Linked DNA regions of Mus musculus: all the other regions are linked to region 1. The links are chromatin contacts, found by POLR2A ChIA-PET in ENCODE. All regions are on one chromosome and are shown on one strand. The core of a region is the stretch at or near the end of the contact, and the rest is flanking DNA. Distances in the headings are between cores, read along the strand shown. Region 1 holds the start of Baiap2 (brain-specific angiogenesis inhibitor 1-associated protein 2). Region 2 overlaps Bahcc1 (BAH domain and coiled-coil containing 1). Region 3 holds the start of Bahcc1 (BAH domain and coiled-coil containing 1).

What was found. ChIA-PET counts read pairs that join two places held with the same protein, here RNA polymerase II (POLR2A).
Region 2: POLR2A ChIA-PET joins it to region 1 with 11 read pairs in embryonic stem cell. The contact joins the enhancer-like site here to the promoter of Baiap2 in region 1. POLR2A ChIA-PET finds 5 or more read pairs at or near these places in 3 of 5 experiments (Patski and embryonic stem cell).
Region 3: POLR2A ChIA-PET joins it to region 1 with 19 read pairs in embryonic stem cell. The contact joins the promoter of Bahcc1 here to the promoter of Baiap2 in region 1. POLR2A ChIA-PET finds 5 or more read pairs at or near these places in 4 of 5 experiments (Patski and embryonic stem cell).

What each region holds. Positions count from the first base shown.
Region 1 is chr11:119,940,793-119,945,811 of GRCm38, forward strand. Baiap2 (brain-specific angiogenesis inhibitor 1-associated protein 2) reads left to right here and starts at 2,300. Exons shown (of 14, transcript NM_130862.4): 1 at 2,300-2,456. The coding sequence starts at 2,403. It overlaps Gm11767 (a long non-coding RNA gene), which reads right to left and starts at 2,302. Exons shown (of 5, transcript XR_001780400.2): 1 at 1,790-2,302.
Region 2 is chr11:120,266,234-120,271,252 of GRCm38, forward strand. It overlaps Bahcc1 (BAH domain and coiled-coil containing 1), which reads left to right. Exons shown (of 28, transcript NM_001347621.2): 4 at 2,074-2,196. Among named protein-coding and RNA genes, the nearest start is that of Gm11772, 31 kb to the left of the region's middle. Within about 2 kb of position 2,538, at least 2 of the 3 ENCODE cell types and tissues checked have a DNase peak (open chromatin) inside an H3K27ac peak, as active enhancers do.
Region 3 is chr11:120,230,419-120,235,437 of GRCm38, forward strand. Bahcc1 (BAH domain and coiled-coil containing 1) reads left to right here and starts at 2,529. Exons shown (of 28, transcript NM_001347621.2): 1 at 2,529-2,689. 2900052L18Rik (RIKEN cDNA 2900052L18 gene) reads right to left here and starts at 1,199. Exons shown (of 2, transcript NR_151480.1): 1 at 1,077-1,199; 2 at 1-880. It overlaps Gm11772 (a long non-coding RNA gene), which reads right to left. Exons shown (of 2, transcript XR_001780401.2): 2 at 4,766-5,019.

The DNA.
Region 1 (5,019 bases), core at 1,050-3,549:
ATCATTCCTTCTGGGAAGATTCAGGAGGAGCCAATGACAATGGTTCCACCTTGACAATAGCTTCCTCCACTCCGATGGACAGAAGCGGGTGCAAGCTCACACACGGGCCACTATTTCCTAGCTACCAGCCTACTGAACTTTTAGGAAAGTAAGCAGATTCCTCAGACACCAGTGTAACAGGAAGAGGAATATGATGAAGTTTGTAACGGGCTTTGGAAGAAAAGGAGTCAGGGAAAGAGTGGCCCCCTAATCCACTTGGAGCCAGAGTCTTGCTGATCTGTGAGCATGCTGCTTATGGTGTGCCCACCCACTCAGCAACCTGACCTCTGACCATTGGTGCCCCCTACTATTAAAGGAGCTGCTTCCAGGGTCAGAAAGGCTTCCGTGCTGAAGTCTGAACTCGGGCTATGGTCAGCCCCAATAAAGAGCTGGAGGGAACACAACTCCTCTCTCCTGTCCCCTTCCAACCCCAGCAAGTCCTGTCAGGACGGCCATTGTCACAGAGCTCTGAGCTGCAGGCAGGTTTGAGACACTGTCCTGACACCCTCTTCCCACTGTGGGTTTCTGCTGCAGCTGGCCAGCCTCCTGCCTGGGACATGGACAGACCTGAGTCTGCCACCCATGTAGCACAGAAATGGGGTGACTATGGGTAGGCAGGCCCAGGAAAGAGTCTTGGGATGTTGTGGAAGGGGGAGTGGTCCAAGCCATGGGAACTTTTCTTGGGGGAGCTTCTCTGCCCTTTTTCAGACAGACCCCAAGTGTTTGCTGCCAGCCTCCACCTCTAGTTCTCCTCCATGGCCTTGGCCTGGGGCAAGCATGGAGGAGTTGCTTCTACCCCAGTGCACAGCTCCTTGTTGGCTTTCTGATCAGTGAGGGGATCAGTGTGTGCTTGAGTAGGCACCATACCATGCTGGTCTAAATGGACTAGAAAGTGAGATGAAGGGGCAGCTGTAACCAACCAGTCGCAGTGAACAGTAATTGACAAGTCCTTATTTGACAGCCAGTTAGTTTAAGCTGGCTTTCTGTCACAAGAAGAACCCAAGAAAAGACAGATACACAGAGATGTACACAGAGATGTACATAGACGACAAGGAAACAGAGGACAGTGGGCTGAATTCCTTCTCCTTACACATGTAGCAAAGTGAATAGGGGCCGTCTGAGTCCCCTGCTGAGGCTTGACAGCCGCGCCTTGGATTTGTGTCCTCTGGGTTGTTGGAGTGGTGTAACCAGCTGTCCAGGAAATGGATGCTGGAGTGTTATGTTTAATTAAAAGGAAACATTCAGCTCTGGTGTTTTACAATGTAAAGCAAATAATTCCTCTCTGTTCGTCTAATTGATGTAAATATTTCTTCAAAGGGAACCGCGTTGGAACCCCGTGTGCCAACCTGGTCAGTTTTCTCAGCCAAGCCTTACCCTTCCTTAAACCATCAGCTACTGGGCAATTCCAAGCTGTGCTGAGAGGCTCCTCCCCCGGAGCTATCCACCCAACTCCCGCCCCCGCCCCAATTCCCTTCCGAACCACCCCATGGAACTCGCTCCACGTCTCCCTCGCTCCTCTCTTGGGTCCTCTTCCCGGAATTCTAGACCCAACTGTCGGCCGCCACCCTCCGTTCAGCACCAGTCCACCACAAGCACCCGCCCCAGGGCCCACCCTGTCCCGATCCTGCCTCCAGGGCTCAGGGTTCTCCCGCTAGAGTTCAGCACCTTCCTCCGTCTCCACCTACTCCGGCTCCGGGTTTCCTCCCTTCCGGAAGACCGTCCAGGGTCGACGCACGCCTCGCCGACTCACCTGCAATAGCGCGGGAGCCACCGGCCCCTGTCGCGCACTCCTGAGGGACCCTTGAGGGCCTGCAGCTCGGATCGCTGCCTCCCGAGTGCCGCCTCCACGCGCGCTCGCGCCGGTGCCACCCGCACCGCCCACACCCCGCGCTAGCTCTTCCTGCGCCACCCCGCCCCCGCTTTCCGCCCCCAGCCCGGCTGTCGCTCCGACCCCCTCAGGCAGCTCCAGGGCCTCAGCGCGCCGCGCCTCCGCCTCCCAGCGGCCGACCAATTGCCGCTCGGAGCCGGCCTCCGAGTCCCTCCTCTAGCTCCGCCCTTCGCCCCCGCCTCCGAAATCTACCAATAGAAAAGACGGCGCAGGAGCGGGCCTGGCGGTTGCCTAGCAGCGGCTAGGCTGGGCGGGGGCGGACAGCCGGGGGCGGTGATCCGGGCGCGGCGGGGGCGGGGCCCGGAGGCGGGGTTTTTGTGGGGTGGGGCCTTCAGCGGCTATAAAAGCAGCGGCCGCCGGGCGCCGCGCTCTGTGGTCCTGGTCTGCGCGCCTTTTCCTGTTGCTGCAGTTGTCGCTTTCCTCACCGCCACCCGTGCCCCTGCTCTGGTCTGTGGTGTAGCCGGGACCCAGGACCATGTCGCTTTCACGCTCGGAGGAGATGCACCGGCTCACGGAAAATGTCTACAAGGTGAGTTTCCAGCGCGGCTCCGAGTCGCCCCTAGGTCTTCAGGCCCGAGCAGGGCACCGGCTCCCGGACTGCGGGTGTGGTGGACCGATCTTCCGTTGGTCACAGGTGGCCGCGCCCGCCCAGGGTCCTTACGCCCGCCGCGGCCCGCGCCGTCCCCGAGCACGAGTGGACGCCCCCACCCCGACGGCGCCGCTCAGCCCCCGCGCGCTCCCTCAGTACGCCTGTCTGTCCTGGCGTCCGGAGGGACCGAGATGTTCAGGGCCTGGGCTGCTCTGCGATCTGGCCTGGTCCGCTGCATCCCAGAGTGAGGGGAACAAGGAGCGGGGGCGGCGTGGAGGTTGCAGGCTGCTGCGGGCGGTCGCCCTGCGCTTGCTTGGCGCGGTGGCACCGTGGGGCTCTTCTAGGTGCTGTTATGCCAGCCTCTGGGCACTTTCTCTTCAACAGGCTTTCCCTTTCCACAACTCCTTTACGAGTGTTAATGGACGTGGCCCAAAGTGGGAGGTCGAGCTCGGACAGGTTGGATGGGTGGACAGATAATCCATCATCTTATGTAACCGCAGAGGGAGAAGACTAATTGTGTAGGAGGCTGACGCGCCTGCTTTTGCTTCTGATATGTGTTAAGAGTCTCGCATTCACATACTAATCTGTGAAATGACAGTTTCTCATGGAAGAACTGCAGAGCCTTGTGCAAGCCCCCTGGTGTCATGTTATGTCCATGCTTTGGGTACAGATGGACGGGCCATTTCCTATTTCTTCACCATGGGTTCTCACAGCCCTGGCCCCTTACCCTCAACAGCACAGCCTGGGGCTCCCTGATGGCATCAGGTCCGCTGCAGTTCTCAGTGACATTTTTTTTTTCAAGAGAGAAATTCCTGCCCTGCCCTGTGCATGGCAGTCCTCTTTACAAAGCTGTGCTTTATTTCAAAACTGTCTTAAGGGTGAGTGAAAGGCTTTCCACCAGCCACTAGGTTTTCACATGGAGTTGCTGGTTCATGGCTAAATGGGATTGTGCTCTGCTCGAGAGCAACAGTTTCTGATTGTATGAACCAACCATGGTTGTGCCTTTCTAGGCAATGGCCTGTGAAACCCTCATAGCTGTGCTTGCTCTGTTGCCTACAGCAGATGGAAGCCTCCAGGGTGGCTGCTTAGGTTTCAGCTGGAGTCCCGGGGGCAGATTATACTTTAATTCATCATTTAATAAAGGCTTTAGAGTTGTAGTTACATGGGTCTGGAGGAACCTTGAAGGTGGGTGTAGGGGCTGAAGGAGCTCTAAAACCATGTTCAAGCTGCCGGCAAACAAGATTGAGAACAGCCTTTTGTTCTTTATGTTTAGTATCTGTAGACTCCATGGTATATGTTCCCCTCTTGTTGGTCTGCGGAAGCACATGCTGTCGGGAGAGGGAGGTTTATTAAATTATTAGTCATTAGTTCCATTACAGTTTGCTTTGTACTGCAGGGGAATGGGAAAAGAAATACTGGTCACAGTCTGGTTTTCTTGCTTCTTTACTGAAATCGTTAAAGAGGAACTTCCATGGTGAGAATCACGCAGGGTATGAGGAGTAGCTTTGCTTTGGAGAGTCCCATGGTTCTCCTTAGTAAAACTCATGCCCGGGCAGTCAGCCTGCACGTAACGGCTTCAGGCTTCACTCACATGCTGCTGTAATTCATCTGGATGTCCAGTCAGAGCTGTTGCAGTGGCAGAGAATCTGGATCCAGAAGATCTGGATCATGGCACTGATTGAGGGCTAGCAGGCTGGGAGCTTAGAATGGAATTACTGTGGGTTTGGTGGGGCAGTGGTTGGTGAACCTTCCATGTGAACATGAGGTGATGAGATCTTTTGAGTTTTTGAGGTGTTGGACACAGGTCGGGTGTAGATGTCTGAAGGGCTTTCTTGCAGTGTAGGCAGGTGGCTCTTGTATCCACTGAGGCCTAGTCATTGACTCCTGTGCTCTGTTCTCGTTTTGTATTTTGTCACTGATGTGTATGATGTATGGTGGTGCTAGTACAGGTTGGGCAGCTTTGGCATGTGGGCTAGGGAGATATCCAGCCCACACAGAGGCACAGTCAGAGAAGAGCCAAAGTCACACGTGTGCAGTTTCAGGCCGGTCCAGCCAGTCTGCCATGCTGTCTTCTCTGGGACATGGAGTAACTGACTCTCTACTAGGGGCTCCTCCTATGCTGGTTGGTGCTTGCAGATATGCTGGCAGTACCTCCTGAGAAGGCCGGGACGTGGCTCTGCTCAGTGTCACCCGCCATGCAGGCTCCGCTGTTTGCTTTGGCCCTTGCATCACTTCAGCTGCAGTTCTGAGTGGTGTTTGCCTTGGCAAAGAAGGATGCTTGTCCTTGGCCCTCCTGATTAAGAATTCAAGAATACAATGTACAGTTTTGATTTTCCTCCTGGAAGAATGCAGACTTTGACCTCTTTCCTGGTGGCTCGGTTCCCTTGGGAGCTGTGTCCTCGGGGAATTTCATGGAAGATGAAGGGAAGGAAAACAGGGCAGCCTCGTGACGTTCACCAGGAGCTCATCCATAGGCCTTTGGGCCCTTCAGAGAAGGGGAGCT
Region 2 (5,019 bases), core at 1,288-3,787, 330 kb after region 1:
AACAAAGTAAAGATGCCCTGAGTGAAGTTGGGCTGTGAGCCTGTCCATGACCCCACTGTGACACTGAGCTCAAGTGCCCTTTATCAAATAGCAGCACTTCTTGCCATGGGTTCCTCCCTGGGGATCATGGCATCCTCCTCCCCTCTGCTTATTGTAGTTGAGGAGACTAAAGGATTTCCTTGTCCTGGTCCCGTGCTGCCTGAGAAGTGAGACTGTTGGGAACTCTTGGGGACAGCAGTGGTGTCCCCAGAGAGAAGCTCTTCTAGGGTCTCCATGGGGACACGCAGAACAGCATACACGCAGAGCTCAACTCCTGCCTGGTCCAGCTGCTTCTCTTCTAGTCTGTCTGTAATTTGGGGAAATGCCGGATATGCCGGCCGAGCATCTCTGAGTGCTCACCCTCCGTCCCTGCCCGATGCTCACAGAGGACCTCAGAGTGCTCCACCCCTACACACACACCGCTAGCCTTTAGATTCATACTGAATTGACGGAAGACCTTGGCGTGGAGGACGTGCGGTCCCTCGTAAGAGTACCTTCAGTGTGACCCAGTCTCCTTAAAGATCCTTCACCCCATTTAGCAGAGAAAGCCAGCTGTCCTGGTGACAGCAGTGGGTAGGGTCAGAAACTACCAGCCAACAGAGAAGACTCCTTGATGGGTCCCTATGCTCTTGTCAGGCCTGGTGGAAGGGACCAGCCAGGAAGCCATAATTCTAGAGACAGTGGCCGTCTGGTCCTCCAGTTCAGACCCTCCCAAGGGGAGAGCTGCAGCTTTTTTTCCTGTTTAAAAGTATTTTAGACGGACTGGTTTTATTTTATGTATGTGAGTATTTTGCTTGCGTGTATGCCTGCACCACATGTGTGTCTGCACCACATGTGTGCCTGGTACCCACTAAGATCGGAGGATGTTCAGTTCCCTGGAAACGGAGTTATGGCTGGTTGTGAGCCACTCTGTAGGTGCTGGAATTGAACCCAGGTCCTCTTAGAGAACAGCCGGTGTTTTCTTTTTTGTTCTTGTTTTTTGTTTTCCAAAACTGGGTAGCCCTGGCTACCTTGGAACTCACTCAGACCAGGCTGACCTTGAACTCGGGTATCAGCCTGTCTCAGCCTTCTGAGTGCTGGGACCAAAGGTGTGCACCACTTTAGTCAGGCTCTTAACCCCTGTGTCATCTCCCAGTGCTGCTGCTTTTGTATACACACACACACACACACACACACCTACCACCACACCTCCGCTGGCTTGCTGCCAGGTCTGTCATCTTTCTAGCCAGCCAGGATCTCCTGGGGCAGGGGAAAAAGGGATATTGTTCCAGGGGACAAGAGACACTATAGGCCCAAGCTCAACAAGGTAAGATCAACTCTAGGCTGTGGTTAGCATTCCTGAGGCCTGTAGGCACAGCCCTTCAGAACTTTGGCTGCCTCTGGGGGGAAAGACCACTGCCTGAGAGGGGCTACTGTTTAAAGTTGCCAGGTTGCAGTTGGTGCTAAGGCCTTGTTCACAATATGCCTAGGACTTTGTAGACACAAGTAGATGTTCCCCTTCTGTAGAGAGCTCAGTTGAGGGGAGAGACCTGTGGCTTCCATTGAGTGGTAACTGGCCACATCCTAGCTTCATCTAGCTCAAGTGTGAGTCACCCAGACCAGCTGTGGCATAGCTCAACGCTACCATCCCATCTGCTTTCTGGGTGCCTGTGGAGGTTGCAGGCTGGAGGCCCTGTCTGGTGCACCCTTCCTCTCAGGCCTCCTCTCTGAGCCCCTTTGTTGCCTGACCCGGAAGCTTCTGCCACTCCAAGTGCTGCTGGGAGGGAATCAAAGGCAAGGGCCCCCCCCCCCCCCCCCCGCTCTCCAGCCCCTGGCCCGTCAGCAATTCAATTTGTGCTGCACCGGAGGGATGGTATTAGTCGAGTCAGAGTTAATATGATGTATTGATGGGTTGATTTCCCACTGGTAGGCTGTGAGCGGCTCTGCAGGGTGTTGCTCCCAGACTGCCTGGATGCGTCTTGCCTCCGTGGGGTCAGGACAGTAAGGGCCGGGGAGCTAAGAATTGTCTCTACAACCAGTACTTTGCCTCCCCAGCTCCTGCGTACCCCAGATTTTCGGGGAGTCTGGCATCTACCTTCCTACCCGTGAGCCACTTGGATCACCATGGAAACAGCAATGTTCTCTATGGGCAACATCGTTTCTATGGAACCCAAAAAGGCAAGTGCTTCTGGGCTTGGTGTGGGGTGCAGGCATCCTGAGTGTGAGCTGAAGGGGTACTAGTAAAGGCAGGAGACTATGTGGGACTCAGAGGAGGATGTCCTGGCACCATTGCCAGGTGCCAGGTGCAGGTGCAGGGTGCAGGTGCACTGCTCATTGAGAATGCCCTGACCTGTCCCTGCTCTTGGACTCGGGGCAGGAAGTGTTCTGGGGGGAGGGCTGAGCTAGTTCTAGGCTGTCCCTGCCCCAGCCCTACCCCTTGAGACAGTTCCTCATGTAGGTATTGCAAGAGCAAGTGGTTGAGCTCCCAGCTGGGGATGTGTGGAGACCTGACTAGAGGAGGCTGGGGGAAGAGCAGAGATTTCAGGCTCTGTCACTAGGTGGAGGTGTTTTGTTTTTGAGGGTCTGTTCGCACTTGGGGATGTTCTCCTATGGTGTGGCTAGAGGCCAGGACTAGAATAGGGACCGTGTTTCAGCTTCAAGTAACCCCATGGCAAGAAAAGACTGGAACCCAGACAGAGTCCCATAAGGCCAGAGTTAGTGATGTCAGGGAGGATATACCAGGGCAGACGTGTGTGTCTGTGTGTATGTGTGTGTGTGTGTGTGTGTGTGTCTGTGTGTGTGTGTGTGTGTCTGTGTCTGTGTCTGTGTTTGTGTGTGTTCCTAATGACTAGTTTCCAGCCCAGGCTGCGTGTGGGAGGGACCACCAATTTGAGGAGGTAAACCCAGCTTAGAGGTGGAGGTCTAGGGGCCTTCTTGGTGTGCTGGACAGCAGTAATCCTCACGTGACAGGTGTGCAGCAGGTGGAGAGCGGGTGAGGCTGGTTTCAGTAAATCCCTAGAGAGCCCCAGTTGGGGTAGATGACAGTCTCCTTGCCAGAAGCCATTAGGAACTGAGATATGGGCAGAGTACAGGATTCCTTTAGGGTGGCTCTCCTGGACCAGGAAGATGAACTAAGGACCTGAGAGTGTGTGTCTGTCCTGTCTGGATCTTTGACATGGTTCAGCACCTTTGGGCACAGAAATGTCTTGGAGCCCTGAAGCTCAGAATAACCTTGGCCTTGCTCAGACTGGGCTAGTTATGGTTGGTGCAGGCTGACCTGCTTGGGGTGTGGCCAGGAAGTCTATCTACCCCAGCCCCACCCAGGGGCCTGATGTCATCCTAGAGGCTCTGCCACATCCTCCCAGGAACCAGGCTTGGACACTTGTGGGCCAGGTCCACACAGCCTCCCGGCCATCCCCCATGCCTGCAGCTGTTTTGACAGCATCTGTCAAGGGTGGGCAGGTGGCTCGTCTGAGCCCTAGAAACCAGACTAGTGAACCAGGGCCCAGGACTCCCTCTGGGCGGTGGGGCTGACTGGTGTCTTGGCGGCTGCTGGCCAGGCCTCTCAGCTTTCACAATACTGTTGTGGAGCTTCGTCCAAGAACATTATTTGGTTTGGGAAATTAAGCTAATTGGGCCTCTCCCGGGCTACCCCTTCCTGCTCCCCTTCCCCCTGGTTTCTAATTAGAAGAAGTTGACAAGGAATTTACATGACTGAGGACAGTTTTACAAGTTGCAAATGTTTTCTTTTGTTTCCCTGCCTAGTGCCCTAGTGCCCACCCACCCCGGGGGAGGCAGGGCGGGCCCCCAGAGTCTGCCAGAGGTCTAATGTGGCTCCAGCTTGGCTGGCAAAGAGTGGATGTCCCTAGAGCTTACTGATAACAGCCTGGAGCTGACCCTTCCTGGGTACAAAGGGTTTGTCCCAGATCCAGGGCCCCCGGTTGGACAGCCTATTCTTAGGAACCCCCTCCCCAAGCTGAGGGTCCCACAGCTGCCAGGGTTAAGATGCAACAATACAGTTGTTTCTCAGCAGAGTATTATTTCCAGCCTTATTAGCCTGAAATAAGTCAGGTAAGATGGTGCATTCTGGGGACTCCTAAGAATGTCCACACCAGCCAGGCGTGGTGGCGCACGCCTTTAATCCCAGCACTCGGGAGGCAGAGGCAGGCAGATCTCTGTGTTCGAGGCCAGCCTGGTCTACAGGGTGAATTCCAGGACAGCCAGGGCTACACAGAGAAACCCTGTCTCGAAAAAACAAAAGCAACAACAAAAACAAACAAAAATTTATTGGGAAAAAAAAAAAAAAGACTGTCCACACCACCCATCTTCAGAGACTCTGGGCTCACTCTTACCCTGGCTTACCCTGGCAATTACAGCATTTGATGTGGGAGATTGCCGGCAGGAGCTACAGACATCACTACCCACTCTGCCACTATGTGCCCAGCTAACCGCAGCCCTTGTTCTGGGCTGCACACAGCTAGAACTTTGTAGAGCCATCTCTACCTCTGAAAAAATCTCAGAGATACTGAGCTGGCTTGGGAAACACCAGGCTAAGGCCCTGCAATGCCAGGCTCCTAGGACTAAAACAGAGGAGAGGAGAAGGGGATGGCCAGCCTTCAGAAAGGGAAACTTCAGTTTGGAAAGACAGTGAGGGTCAGGCTGTGGATGGAGGTGATGCTGGGGCCACACAGTTCATGCGCTCAGTACCCCTAACTGAACACTTGAAGATGGTTGATTTAGGTTGTGTATATGTGTCTATGATTTAAAAACAACACCTTTTAGATCTTTAAAATTTCATGTTCCATGCATGAGTGTTTGCCTGCATGTATGTACATGCACCTGGTGTGTGTCTGCTGCCCACAAAGGTCAGAAGAAGGTGTTAGCTCTCCTGAAGCTGGAGTTATGGACGGTTCATGAGTCACCCTGTGAGTGCTGGGAGCCAAACCTGGATCAGTGCTCTTAACCACAAAGCCATCCATCTCTCCAGCCCCCTCTTTGATT
Region 3 (5,019 bases), core at 1,279-3,778, 290 kb after region 1:
CCAAGATTCTAAACCGGCTTGAGGAGGAAAGAAACCTCGCGTTCTCGTGTCTAGCAGCAGGCCTGTGTGCAGATGGATTACCGGTGTGCCCTTCTGACCATCTCCACCCGCCCTGGAGGGATAGATCCCACACTTGGAGATCTTCCCGGTCCAGCCTAGAGGACCCGGGTTACGCAAAATCAAAGAGTGGGTGCAAGCTGTCTAGGCGCGCCCCTCCCCCACACTGGCTTCCCGGGTCCCCTCGAGGTTGCAGCAGCTCGGAGGATTGCCACGCTGTGTCCTTGTAGCATCCAATTATTTCTCTCTCTCTCTTTTTTTAAAATCCTTTTCCCTTTTTCTTTTTCTTTTTGAAGGGACGGATGGGGTAAGGGAGAATACTTTAAACGGGGAGATAGATATAAAGATTCCTGGATCGGTAAACAAAATCAGTGAAAGAAAATAGCGAGGAACTCGAATTCCAAGCACTCAGAAAATCTGCGGCTTGCAAGAGATGCTTACACCAACCGAGAACAGGGGCGCTCGCGTTCCGGGGCCTCCCGTTGCCAGCAGCGGTTTCTCCCGAGCCGGGAATCTTCTCTCCGTGCGTGCGAAGCGGGAAACGGCTGCCCGCCGCTGGAGGGACCAGAACAACGGAGCTCACCTCAGGCCAAGCCCGGCCGGCGTTCGCCGTCGGGTCACCACCGAGCCACCGGGAGCCGGAATTCGCGCCCATCCCTCACAGGATGGCCTGATTCAATCGCGTACTGGATCTGCAGGAGATGTGCCTCACCGCAGCTCGTGCGCCCCGGCGCGCAGCAATCACCGCGCTGGAGAGGGCGCAATCCCGGGCTGGCCTCGCGCCTCCACCCCGCAGTCAGGCTTGTGTTCCCCGTCCGGCGGCCTGCGGAGACCCCGGCTTACCTAGAGCGGGCGGCGGCCGAAGCCCAGTCGCTTGCGAGGGGGAAATCCCGGAGTCCCCGCCCGCCGCCCCCATCCTCCCAGGTCAGCGTGGCCCGCAGGGGGCCAGGCCGGCCCGGCAGTGCGCCCGCTTCCCCTTTCTCTTCAGATGCCTTTGATCCCCAAGCTCTCCGCCGCACCTCGGCTCCCGAGCTGCCTGGGTCGGCCCGCGGGGATCCTGGAAACCGTCCCCGGTTTATCTCCTTTCATCAAGCGGCCTTGGGCAGCCTTGAAACCGCGGAGCCAGTAATTGCTTTTTTCAGGAGGCCCGGTGCGGACTGGATAACAGCCAATCAGCGCCTTGTTTACACTTAGTGATGGACAGCCCGCTGGCAAAGTGCCAACCAATCGTGACCGTTTTGCAGAAGCAAGGGAGGCGGGGAAAGAGAGGAGACCACAGATCTCAGATTTAACTCCTTTGTGTCCACGCAGGAAAGAGACTGGAAAAATCCAAAGGAATATAGCTGTGTCGATTGGCATCTACTTAAATACTCCCCCCCAACACACAGAGAAAAAGAGAAGCAGAAATTATGTATTCATCGCCACTAAGACATCACCTCTACTTCTTGAGAATAAATAACATTTGGGTAGGCAACCAAATTCTAACCGAAATATTTGCTTGCAGAATATTTTAAAAGCGCTTTGATTCTGATTATGATAAAGAGAATTGTTTAGAGGCTGTTTTCCATTGTAGAGAGAAATTTGCGAATATGCAGGGACAGGCCCTGAGAAATGCTAAGCATGGTTTTCACACCATGACAACCACCCCTAAAATTATCAAGTGAAGATATTTTTAAAATCTAGGGGCTGATAGAAAAAGTAAATCCTTATCTTGGCAACAGAGCCTCGATTTTCATTTCGATTGTTGCTACGCTGCAAAGTGTGGCGGAGGGAGATAATAATTGAGAGCGGACAGATAGATGGCTGGCGAAGAAAGGTACATCTGCCTCTCGGGCAGGGGGAAGAAGGGCATATATGGAGCCTGTGGGCATGCCTCAGGCAGAAGTGTATTCCTAGTTTGGGTGGGGGGCGCCTGGGAGTGGAGGTACATCAGGGTAACTCAGAATCTGCGCTTGGAAGTTGGGCCTACGTGCAGCAGGTTCTGCCACCTGCCAAACAGACCCTTGGTATGGACAGAGCATCTGGTTTACAGCGTGAGGCTATTTCTTCTTTTTTATTTTGTGCATAAAAACAAATAAAAATGCCCCAAACCTTACACCTGACAAATTATGGAAAAACAAAACCACAAGTCTCCCCTGGACACGGACACCCGTTCTCACTATCCCTAGCTCCTCTCCCGCCCTGCGCCACCACATTCCCATTCAGCAGCAATGATCTGCGCAAAGGAGCTGCGCAGTCGCTGGGCTTGAATTAGGCGCCATCAGGCTTGGTAGTAGCCCTGCTGCTCCCTGATTGGCAGCTCCCTGGCCCGGCGCCAGCCTATTGGGAGGCCTGTTTACGCCGAATGAGTGGCACGAGCTCAGGGCCGTGGAGGGCCGAGCAGCCAATCAGCGCTCGGGCTGCTCCGGGCTGAGTGGCACGAGCTTATTAGTATGCAGGGCCCGTGGCTCGCCGCGCCGGGCTGCAGGTTTGAGAGCCGCTCTGGATGGGCTCGCTAGAGTCGTTGTTGTGGAAGCCGTGCATTCACAGTGCAACAGTCAGCACATTGAAAATACCAATAGGAATACAAACCAAAGTCACATTTACTGATTTAATTGTATTGCATTCAATTGTATCCAGGAAACAGCCTCCAGTAAGTAACTCAAATTGCTTTCATTTTTAATTTTTTTTGCTATTTTTATTATTTTATTATATTATTTTGGTTTTTGGGGGTTTACATTTTTAAGCAAAAGAAATTCAGGATTGTGATGTTAAATAATAGAGCTTCCCTTTTAAAATCCGTTATGATGTTGAAAGGCTTTTTTTTAAAAGATGGACTATATATATGAGTACGATATTTTTTCTTCTGAAAAATTTTATCGATCGGTTTAAAATTCCCCCCGTAATGCGTCCTTGCTTTGCTCTGAGCGCTTGTTGTCTCGATCGACACCCTGCATTAAAAATAAATTATCGAGACAGGACAGAGACCGCCAAGCTTCGTTCAGCAAGAGCCTCGCGGGTAGCCCCGAATGGACAGTCAGTGAGAGCCCAGTTCTGGAGGAACCAGGAGCGAACCCCAATTATTTGCTCCCCCATCTTACTCCCCTCCCCCAGCAATCTTGAATGGGCTCCGCCCGGTCGTTCCGTGGCGCAGGGAACGGTCGGCTCTCCGTGGCCACGGCTTTCCGGGCCTCAGTGAAGGGACAGGAGATTAGAGGGGTACTGGCAGGTTTTCAGGTTCCGCTCCCCACAGACTTAATTCTTTTCAGAACATTTCCCTTTTTTTCCCTCTCTGGGGGAGTTGGGATGGAGGAGGGGGGCTGAACAGTGGGGCGTCTTCATGCTGCGCGTTCTGGGCAGCACGCGGGCTCAGGCCAAGACCCGCGTGGCGTGGTCCGGGGACCGGTCCATTTCCCAGAGCGGGGGTCTTGCACCACCCAGTCCCCGTTCCTAGCTGGGCTGATGGGGGGGGGGCGGGTTTCGCAGGGAGCGGGTTGTGAAGCGACGCTGGAGCCATTCGCTCCCGGCGCGCTCCTGGCTGCGGCCTGGCCTTGCAGGCCCCATTGCGCCCACCCGCGCGGGAAACTCGGCAGGAGGGAGCCCACGGACTCCAGAGCTTGGCCTCCACCGGAGGACAAAGGCGTCTCAGACCCGGCGTTTCGATGCGAAATTTGAAAACAAAGCAAACCTTGAGGAGCTGGGGGTACGAGTGCTGCCCAAGCCTCAGGAGGGTGCACAATTCTGGGGGTCACGCCCAGCCACCCGGGGGAGGATTTCTGGGGTTCGGGTTCTTTAGCTGTGCTCTCGTCGTCGGCTCTCCGGCCGCGCGCGGCTCTCTGCCCGCTGCCACTGTTTCCTCTGGTCCAATCCTGCCCGGGGTCCATTGCGGTGTCTTGTACCGGGGTTTGGCTTGGGGAGGCCTCGGAGCCTCGGGACTCGGCGATCTGCTGCATCTCAGCTTCCGGCCGCGGCTCTCGGTCTGTGGCCTCAGTTTCTGCCCTTACTCGCTCCGTATGGAGCCGGCTTTCCCAGGCCCTGGGCGCGAGCAGACCGGGGCGGCGCGGCAGCTCTCGGGCAGGACAGAACACAAAGAAAAGTCCCCTCTAGTCCGTTCAGAAGCGCAACGGCGGGTACCGGAGACACAACCCACCCCTTGTTTGCGTAGAAAGTCTAGCAGGCTTGAGAGAAAGGCACGAACGAGCCGGCGATCGGCCCGCAGGGGGTGGAGAGTAAAGCCACTGCTTGAGCCCAGAGCCCGCGTCCCGAGAATCGCCGGCAGCCCCCACTTTCGCTCCCACTTTGAAATGTCTTACTGGGGGTGGGGGGCCCAGAACAAAAGCCCAGCGCACACGACTCCCCGGAGGCCGTCGCGAAGCCTTGTACCGCGCGCGCAGCCTCCGACCCCACTCCGGCCCTCGGCGCCTTTGAAGCGGCAGGTTCCTGACCTCCCTCCCCTTCCTCCTTTCCCTTTGTCCTGCTCGGCGCCCTCCGGGGCTCGAGAGGCGCCGGCCTGGGTTGGGGCGCGCAAGTCCCTCTCCATCCCCGGGCAGCCCATCCTCTGACCCCGGCGCCAACAACGCCTCGGCCTTGTTTGAGCCTTCCGCGCCGTGGCTATCGCCGAATAGGCCCGCGCGGTGGAGAAGCGAGTTATTTGTTGGACCCGGGGAGAGTGAAGCTCCCCAGAGGGAAGAGAGCCCCAAACCCCTTTGTATGCAGTTCGAGCACAAAGAAGTCTTTGTGTAGTCCCGTTTATTTACAATGCAAAATTCTCCGAATAAATATTAAAAAAAGCTTATCAGCTGAGCAAATATGTATTCACTTAATACATTATGTTTTCGGTTATAGATTAAATCAGACACAAAATAGTGTGCAAATAAGACAGTGTAGAACCCAGAGCATAAAATATAGCAATTTTAAATGGTATTTACGAAATAGAAAACATCTTAATCGCTTTGTTGTCACGGTGGAATGGCTTTAAAAAAG